Linked DNA regions of Mus musculus: region 2 is linked to region 1. The links are chromatin loops, found by intact Hi-C in ENCODE. Cell type or tissue: left cerebral cortex. All regions are shown on one strand. Region 1 holds the start of Pak1ip1 (PAK1 interacting protein 1). Region 2 holds the start of Gm31683 (a long non-coding RNA gene).

The links. Peaks named below come from ENCODE experiments on the same cell type or tissue, not always from the same donor. Only the 100,000 strongest peaks of a DNase experiment are listed, where the experiment ranks them.
Region 2: a loop joins it to region 1, with 4 times the contacts of the local background. A loop is called at or near these places in 1 of 42 quality-filtered maps.

The regions. Positions count from the first base shown.
Region 1 is chr13:40,997,999-41,002,998 of GRCm38, reverse strand. Pak1ip1 (PAK1 interacting protein 1) reads right to left here and starts at 1,989. Exons shown (of 10, transcript NM_026550.3): 1 at 1,586-1,989. The coding sequence starts at 1,669. It overlaps A730081D07Rik (RIKEN cDNA A730081D07 gene), which reads left to right and starts at 1,853. Exons shown (of 5, transcript NR_155347.1): 1 at 1,853-1,933. In left cerebral cortex, a CTCF peak has its summit at 2,783 (motif pointing left); DNase peaks (open chromatin) are centred at 1,881 and 2,738; H3K4me3 peaks cover 2,304 bases; H3K27ac peaks cover 1,871 bases.
Region 2 is chr13:40,916,393-40,921,392 of GRCm38, reverse strand. The region is part of intron 1 of Gcnt2 (glucosaminyl (N-acetyl) transferase 2, I-branching enzyme); the gene reads right to left. It overlaps Gm31683 (a long non-coding RNA gene), which reads left to right and starts at 3,624. Exons shown (of 3, transcript XR_382246.4): 1 at 3,624-3,978. In left cerebral cortex, a CTCF peak has its summit at 2,845; DNase peaks (open chromatin) are centred at 1,304, 2,901, 3,408 and 3,725; H3K4me3 peaks cover 3,590 bases; H3K27ac peaks cover 931 bases.

The sequences.
Region 1 (5,000 bases):
GAAGGAGGGAGGGAGGGAAGGAGGGAGGGAGGGAGGGAGGGAGGGAGGGAGGGAGGGAGGGAGGGAGAAACCAAGAAAGAAAGAAAGAGAGAGAGAGAGAGAGAGAGAGAGAAAGAAAGAAAGAGGGAGGGAGGGAGAAACCCAACCACAACAGGCACTAAGGAATTTTCGACAAAACAGATCAGTAAGTGATAAGTAGAACTGTTCAAGAAATAATCATTCTTTTTTGTTTTTCAAGACAGAATTTCTCTGTGTAAACCAGGCTGTCCTGGAACTCAGAGATCCGCCTACCTCTGCCTCCTGAGTGCTGGGATTACGGGTGGGGCCACTGCCCTGATAGATGACACTTCTAATCCCCTTTACTGTCTGACTACTATGTTGGCAATTACCTGTATCTTCTTGCCATACCAGACAAAAATAAATTTCATACTGTGCTACACTTAACCTCCATGTGTTTCTCTCTTCGCTTGTTCACCATCCCTTCAACCAAGAAGGCCACAACAGCAGGGCTCACACCTCTGGCACCTTTCGCCCTACCCACAGTAGGTGGACGATAAACAGTGAATCTGCATCACTTTCTTCATCCCAGGCCAGCTGTAGTAGTTCTTTTGTGTATAATGTATTTTTATTTTATGTAGATTGGTGTTTTGACTGTATGTATGCCTGTAGGAGGATATTAGATCCCTTCGAACAGGAGTTAACAAACAGTTGTGAGCTGCCGTGTAGGTGCTGGGAACTGAACCAGGACCCTCTGGAAGAACAGCCAGTGCTCTTAACCGCTAAGCCATGTCTCCAGTCCAGCCAGCGCTCTTAACCGCTGAGTCATGTCTCCAGTCCTATAGTAGTTTGTTAATCAGGACAGAAACTCAGTGAAAGGTGAAGTTATTTTTACATTAGAACTTTAAGAACTACAATCATTGTCAGCTTAAATGCACACCTTATTTTTTCATGCCTTAGGAATGCTTTAAGGTTTTTCTTAACCTTTTAAATTATCAGATAATAACTGTATATATTTATGGAGCACAATGGGATATTTGAATGCATACATAGATCAGATATGAAAAAGGCAACCCCTTTTGAGCTGGTTCAAAATACGCTGTAGTAGCTAGTTTAAAATACACAATTAATGCTGTCAACTATAGTTACCTTTCAAGGAAAAAAAAAGCAATCAGTCATTCCTCCCATCAAACTTCATTTCTGCAAGCATTAGCCCTCCTCTCTCCGTCACCTCCCTACGTTGGCCCCAACCACTTCTGGCAGCCATTCATCCACTCCCGACAGAGATGAACATTCCTCGTTACCTACTGTAGACATTTTATCTACTATAGCAAGTAAATATTATTTCAATTCTGAGAAGCCTCTACTCTGTAAAGAGCAGGATCTTTCCACACAAGCTCTGAGCTCACTCTCCTCCTGCCTCAACCTCTCGAGAGCTGGGATTAGCTGCATAAACCTGTCCGTTTTCCAACAAAGTCCGCCATCCAAGACCCATAGAGAACCAGCGATAAATAACAACCTCCACGGTCCTGCCCCGGAAGGACCAGCCCGCCTGTCCCCCGCAGCCCCGGGGCTCGCGCTGCCTCACCTCCTGATGGCCACTCTTCGCGGGCCCGCGCTGTACCGTGAACCCAAACAGGACCTGCTCGTAGCTGCCGGCGACCAGCTCCATTCCGCAGCACTCGTGCCGGGCAAGAGACGCCGGCGTGGAGACCCGATGGCTGCGGAGGCTGGCCCTTCCCTTCCTCAGCCGGCGCGCGAGTTATACGTCACCGCCCGGGGGCACCTTTTAGGCGCCTGCAAATGGCAATAACGGAGGACGCGCTCCGTCCTCCGTTACGTGGGACGTCACGTGACCCTTCTGCGACGAGCTTAAGGAAGGAAGCCGCGGGAGGAGGCTCTCAGAGCAGAGAGAAAGAAAAGTTGTGTCAAGCAGGCAAGTCCTGGGAAGCCGTGGGCTCCGCCGGCCTTGGGAAATGGGAGGGAACTTCTCCCCGGAAGCCCCAACTTCCGGCGCGCCTAAGGAAGGGGCGGGCCCACTTCCGGCTCCGGTGGCCAGCGGTTGTCTAGACAACCCTTGTAGTTCCTGGAGGGTTGCTGTGATTTGGGGATCCGGAATGCATTTCCTCCATTTATGATTTTCTTTTCTTGTTTTGTTTTGTTTTGTTTTGAAGACAGGCTTTCACTGTGTAGCCCTGACAGTCCTGGAACTCACTCTGTAGACCAGGCTGGCCTCGAACTCAGAGCTCCGCCTGCCTCTGCCTCCCGGGTGCTGGGATTAACTATGATTTTCTTATTTGCAGCCAGTCTCACTTCGTCGCCCAGCCTGGCGCCTCCTTGCACCCGTTTTCCTCCTGCAGCTTCCCCATGGCTCGGATCACAAGCAAAGGGTTTTGTTTTCGTGCCGAGAGAGAGCAGATTAGGGTCGGCCCGGGGACGGTCAGGGCTCGCGGGACCCGGAGTTGGCAGTGTCCCCTCGCTGGATTGCGAGCCCGGGCCTGCCAGTCCGTGTCCCGCCTGCAGGCAAGCCGTCCATCTCCTCAGCTTTTCTTGCCTACTGGCTTCTTGTATCTAATCAGACTGGCCATGTGCTGACCTATGGTACAGGAAAAAAGATTTGTCTTGAGGGAGGAGGACAGTGGCTACATCTCTACCCGAGTTAAGGGACAAAGTGCAGGGCTGGAGAGATAGCTAGGCGGTTGAGAGCACTGTCTGCTCTTCCAGAGGTCCTGAGTTCATTTCCCAGCAACCACATGGTGGCTCACAAACATCTGTGATGGGGTCTAGTGCCCTCTTCTGGTGTGTCTGAAGGAAGCAATGGTGGTGTACTCCTATGCATAAAGATAAATAAATAAATCTTTAAGGGGGGGAGGTGCAGAGGTTAATGAAAGCAATAATATCCTTTTTTCCTTTCTCTTTAGGCGGGGTCAGGGATGAGTGCATATGTCAAAGCGGGTGGGTTGGTGCTTATGTCAGATCTTCACACAGGCCTGTGAATTAATGGAGTTCTTAAGTGCTTAGACATTGTTTCCAAACACTTGTTCTCTAAGGCTGCAAATTGTCGACACAGCCTCTTTTGCTTGAGTATAGGGGGAAGTAATTAATTTGACTTTGGGTGTTTTGATGATTTTTCAATTGTGTAAAGGCTCTTCCAGTTTGGGCTATTCCACTTGCAACCCTTGTGTTACTTAATTTATCTCCAGGTATTGCTAAGTTGTCCTGAGCATGTTAATCATTTTCACCAGAGAACCACTAAAGTTGGAACATGTCTCCTTAGCTTGGAACAAAGTGAAAAGTCTCATCTTGTCCATACATGGTGTGTTACAGTTTACATTGGGTCATACTCATTTTAATGCAATAGTAATCATATCAAAAAAAATGGGGGTGGGGGATGAGTAAAACTGCTTCAGAACCCTGTGGTTTATTTACCCTATTGTTCCTGGAAGCGCCTCGCCCCCTTATTACCACCAGGGAAATACCAGCTGCTGTTGGAGAAATATAAGTGCGGGTATTTGTTTTGTTTTGTGTTTTTTGTTTTATGGTTTTGTTTTTGAGACAGTGTTTCTCTGTATAGCCCTGGCTGTCCTGGAACTCACTTTGTAGACCAGGCTGGCCTTGAACTCAAGAAATCCACCTGCCTCTGCCTCCCAAGTGCTGGGATTAAAGGCGTGCACCACCATGCCTGGCAAGTGCAGGTATTTTTAAAATTACAACAGAGGAAGTGTGATTGCTAAAAGTTCTTCATCTCCATTTTGTTAATTTCCCTTATCTTTCTTGGAGAAAGTTACCTAAAGATCTCCCATGCTCCTGGTGGCTTGGTAGAATTAGTATTGTGAAAATGGCTGTCCTACTGCAATTAATCTACATATTATAATCTTCTATTATAATATGAATTTTGATATCATAGTTCAAGAATTTAGAAAATTTAGAATTTAGAAATTTAGAAATTTAGAAATTTAGAATTTAGAATTTAGAAAGAATTTAGAAAAATGCCAAATGAATTCCAAATTCATTTGGAACCAGAAATGAGGGGCTATCACAAATAGCCAAAGCAATCCTGAGAAATAAGAACACAGCAAGGAGAATTATAACACCTGACCTCAAATTATACTTTATTAGTGATAACGACAGCCTGGTACTGGTGTAAAAACAGTCAGACTAAAGGAATGGAGGACCTGGAAATGAAATGGTGAGGAAACGCCCACTTGATTTTTCAAGGGAACCAACAAATATGCTTTGGGGGAAAAAGATAACATTCATTAATCGGTACTAGCAAACTGGAGATCTGCTTGCATAAGAATGAAACTAGATGGGCTGGTGAGATGGCTCAGTGGGTAAGAGCACCCGACTGCTCTTCCAAAGGTCCGGAGTTCAAATCCCAGCAACCACATGGTGGCTCACAACCATCTGTAACAAGATCTGACACCCTCTTCTGGTGTGTCTGAAGACAGCTACAGTGTACTTACATATAATAAATAAATCTTAAAAAGAAAAAGAAAAAAAAGGGTGAAACTAGATTCATTCATACTTTTCACATTGTACAAAAAGCAATTCAAAACAGATCAAAGAATTCACAACAAAAAGTGATGATACATCTGGAAAAAAACAATACTTTTTTTTTTTTAATGTTTTTTTCGAGACAGGGTTTCTCTGTGTAGCCCTAGCTGTCCTGGAACTCACTTTGTAGACCAGGCTGCCCTTGAACTCAGAAATCTGCCTGCCTTTGCCTCCCAAGTGCTGGGATTAAAGGCGTGCGCCACCACTGCCCAGCCAGAATACTTTTCAAGTACTTTTAGTGTAGTCCAGAACTTTCTGAATAGAACACCAGTATCCCAGGAACTATTAACAGGACACATGAAATCAAAAGTTTCTGCACAACAAAGGAAGCTCTCAGAGCGAACAGCACACAGAATGGGAGAGAAATCTACCAGTCACACTCCAGACAGACAGGAGGCCAATACCCAGAAGTCACACTCCAGACAGACAGGAGGCCAATACCCAGA
Region 2 (5,000 bases), 82 kb after region 1:
AAGGCCTGTTAGTGGTGGGGACACAAGGAAGCTGGCACAGTAGTCTGTAGGGACTGGTGGTATTTAATTCCAAAAAGGATACCTTATGACTCTAGTTAACACAGTGACCCTGACACCTGACAAGCTTCATGTGTTTGCAGTCTTCTGACACACACACACACACACACGCACAGACACACACACACACATGCATAGACACACACACACATGCATGCACAGACACACACACACATACGCACAGACACACACACACACGTCCTTGCTAACCTTATTTCACACACATACAGAATGCCTTATATGCTTGCTGCCTTCCAACACATGTACACACACACACATACAAACACACACACACACACACACACACACACACACACACACACACGTCCTTGTTAGTCTCATTTCCAGGTCAGACAGCTTACTTCCACAATCCTCCTCATTTTCCCTAATCCTTTGTCCTTTCTGGGAGAAGATTTCTTTCTGATAGGCAGCAAAGAAGAAAGTTAATTCTTTCTTTTTCCTGCAGTAACAGAAACAGTCGAAACTTCAGACTACTTCAGTCTAGGGCCAGATTCCAGCTTAACCTGGGACCAAGGCTCCATTCTCAAGCACGCGGAGATAAGGAAGACAAACCTAACATCTTGTACAAACTGTACAACAAAAACAATACCAGAGGCCACGAGCAGAATATTTCCATGTGTTCCAAACAGAAATTGGTCGGACTGGCAGGTCAGCCCAGCAAGTATAGGTGCCCACTGCCTGATAACTGAAGCCCAGTGAAGTGAGTTCAATACATGGAACGAGCTCCACAAAGCTATGTTCTGATCTCCATACATACATCATGGGCCTCCATACATACATCATCATAAGCTGACACACAATACAGTTTTTTTTTTAAAAAGAAATGGGTGGAACAGAGCTACTAAGGTACCATAATGAATGTCACTTACTCCTCCTCCTGGAATTCCCTCCTGGGAATCTTTGTGACCTGACATCTTTGTGATCTTGGTGGCATCTCTGAAACTCTCATGGGACAGCCTATATATCTGTTCCCAGCCACCAGGTCCGTCCACTTTCTGCCTCACGGGCGAGTTCTGTGATTACTCTTCTAGTTCAGATATTAGAAATGCTGGACTATCAGAGATCTAAATATGTCTAACTGCTTTGAGTCCACTTTCGGATATGAAGATAGCTTCCAACAGCACTCAAAGGCAAGCCAAAGACAAGGCTGCCACTCCGAAAGAACCTGCAGCTATTCCAGAATGGCAAGCATAGGGCCATTCTTACCTTCAACTGACACCCACAAGCCACACGGTGCAATACTGGAAACCAGTACACTGGGACATTCCCATTGTAGCCCTCGCAACGTATGGGAAGCAGACTTTGGAAAGCAGCCCAGCAAATATAGGTGCCCACTGCCTGATAACAGAAGCCTAGTGATGTGAGTTCAATACATGGAAGGAGCTCCACAAAGCCAGTCCGACCAATTTCTGTTTGGAACACATGGAAATGTTCTGCTCGTGGCCTCTGCTATTGTTTGTGTTGTACTATCAACTGCATACCCTGGCCTCATTTCCACATCACCATAAACCATCAAAAAGACTTTCCCTGAGGTGAAGCGGAAGCACAAGGCTGTAAACAGGAACTGCAAATAAGAAATGATGGAGCTGGGCGTGGTGGCGCACCCCTTTAATCCCAGCACTCGGGAGGCAGAGGCAGGTGGATTTCTGAGTTCGAGACCAGCCTGGTCTACAAAGTGAGTTCCAGGATAGCCAGGGCTATACAGAGAAACCCTGTCTTAAAACCCCGCCCCCCCCCCAAATAAATAGGGTAATCTGAAAGGTGAGGATCCTACTGGGACGTCTCCAGCTGTAAGCACCCCCTGTGTGTCCATCTCTACTCTGCTACCCTCCCCTCTAGGCGACAAAATCTTGGGGCTAGGTTTGTTCAACAGAGATTAACTGAGACATGAGTACCAGAGTGAATCAGAGCGCTGCCTTTGTGAACATCTAAAGAGATTTCCAGGGTGCTAGAAAACAGCCCCGCCCACAATGTTGCATGAAATCTGGTCAACAATTAATTTTATATGTTCTAGAATGCCTTTTTTTTTTTTTTAAATCCATCTCCCAGCTTTGAGGGCTTCAGTCCTTATCCAGTACTATATGACCAGTGTTAATTCCACAGCCGTGCTGGAAACCCAATACTCATCTAATGCGGCAGCTTGTCTAGTCCCCAAGATATTCTTTAGGTCACTGCTTCTTGGATATTTATAAGACTACTGGGGTAGCACAAAACTGTCAGTAAAAGCATCCACACTCGTCATTTTCAGGGACCTAAAATTTTTTTTTCAAGTAATTTAAATGAATCAGTTCTCAGAACTCAGAGTTCTGAGCAATGGGGCCATTGAGATGAATGGACAGATAAACGCCCTTGCCACCCAGGCGGACAGATGCTTTTGAGCCCTTGCACCAGTGTGGTGAAGGAAAAGAATGATTTCCACAAGCTGCCCTGACCTCCACACCCATTTGCAATCTACAAAGAAAGACGGAGTAAACAATTTAAAGAAGAACTGTCAACGACTATTTGACACTGACCTGGAATCCTATTGAGTGTCACCCAAAAATGTTCATCAGGGCTATAGGTATCTTTAGACCACTCTAAGAGAGCAATGGCCCTTTCGTCATTCAGGATAAAGTTGACAAAGTCCCGGGTGAGGGCCACGTAGGCTGTGCCGAAGTAGATGATCAGTTGGTGTGGAGGTGGAGTCTTCAAAATATTTGTTTTATGCATAAAATATCCGTCTTTGCCTTTGCGTTCCTGGTGTACATATTTAGTCCGTACAACTATGTACGCAGGGGGCAGCACTCCCGGAGTGATGTTTTTCCCCTTAAATCTTTTCAGATGGTTAATTATTTCCTTGTTGGTTTTCAAAGGGAAGTCCTGCCCGCAGGTGTTGAGGACATATTTCCAGGGGACCTTGGAGGCCACCAGATCTTTCATGCAGTTCAGATCAGCCTGGAGCCGAGAGAAGCCACCATAGACCACCTGCTCCACCTTAGAGGCCAGGAAGGCATTGGGGAAACAGCTTAGTAACTGCCGCACCGCTTCTTTGAAGGTGTCTGTCGCCTTACTATCCACATGCACACAGTAGACGTTCTGGGGCATGTAAATGGCCCTGAAGAGCCTTTCAAAGGTATCGAAGTCTTTGTGGATCACCATGATGTAAGCCAGGGGAAAGGCAGCCTCTTCTTCCGAAAGGGGACTGGTAATATAGTGGCTCTGGATCCGGTATTGAGGACAGGAGAGTCTTTCTAAAGGATGTGGTGATGTGTCCCCCGTCGTGAAGAACGTATGATTTTGCAAGCCGTAATCACAGATGGTGACAGACGTCCTTTCGCTGGAGCTGTTGAGCTGCTGGTAGAGGTTGGGCAGGCTTAGCTGGCTGTGATAAAAAACCACAAAAATCACCACGCTGAGCGCAGAGACAGCGAAAACTTTCCCGCGTAGGCTCATTATTTAGGGTTCCAGGCGGGAAGAATTATCACTGGAGACTGAGAAGTGACCACAGTTCTGAAAGCCCAGGCGCTAGAGGTGGATCTGGCTCCTCCAGATTCGCCGGCTTCTCCCGCACAGATGCGGGCTCACGCTCCCCAGCTCTCAAGGCGTGGGTCTCCAGTGCGTGGGAGTCTGGCCCATCCTCCGGGACTGGCTGGAGTTTAGCAGCTTTCCCACCGCACTTCGCATCTGAAGCTTGAATCTCCTAGGAGGCGAATCCCTGCGGCCAGGAGCTCAGCCCCGCCCAGATGGGGGAAACCTCTTCATTTGCATACGAAAAGCTAGAGGTGCCTCCAGCAGGCTGCCTTCTGGAACGGAGCGACCAGACCGGGAGCGGACAGTCTCAAGCGTCAGCCCCACCCACCTCCCCTCAGTCCATCTAAACTGCTCTTTTCTCCTGCGTACACCCCTCATCTCCTACAAGAGGTGGGTCTGTTTTTTGCCCCCGCTTTGGGGAGAGTATAAGGCGAAAGCTCCTCGGTGTTCCTCTTCTTTCTTTCTCATTGTTTATTTTTTCATTTCAGTGTTATCTCCGCCCCTGGGCAGAGACATAGATACAGGGAAAAGGGCATTGCAACACGTCTAAATAGATAATCAGCAGAAGGGGGGGGGGGCCTTTGTGGTGAAGTGTGCTGGATTAAATCATTCAGATATGATGTGCCTACTCAGACTATGAGAAGAGGGAACTAAGAATCAAATCGTGGGACACCTGGCGAAGGTGATTTCTCATACTAGACGGTCCGAGCTGAGAACACGTAAGAGAGTAAACACACCATTGTTAGCATGCTATGTCGAAATGTGATAACCACTGGTTTCCGTTTCACACAGAGCTTCAGATGTCTAGAACTGTCCACACAGTATTATTTGCAATATTTGAGCACCTAGCTACTGAGTCTCCTTTAACATTAAGATGCCATCAAATTTGTGGTCATTTTCTAAAACTTCTGGAATCTTCTAGTCCCCTTCCCACACACCCAACTCTCCCACTTCCGGGACTCTGAAGAAAGAACAAATGTTTCTGGACCGTTGTAAAATTCCTGGAAGTATCAGTCATTGTGACTCAGGGAAACCAGGAAGAGCAGGTCTGGTTACAAGGCTTGGAATTCTCTTAGCTTACCTATGCACCCGGTGGCCAAACAGCTCACAGAGAATGCGGAGGGCTTTGGGGTGGGGGTGGGGGTAACCAAGGCTGGCCCCATGACTAGGTTTCTAGGCAGAACGCACCACATCTGGAGACTTCAGCATCTGCTCCAGTCAGGAAAATGCTGGGTGCTTAAGAGGCTCCCTCCCTGCCCCATTTTGCCCTCTTCGCCCATCCATTGTATATTAGCAGCTAGCGTGAACCATCAAGATTGATTTGGAACGCTGCCAAACAGGGTCCTCCGAACTCGCCAAACACAATTTCTTTGATTTATAGGGGAGGAAAGCTGGGATGCCCTTTCATGGCC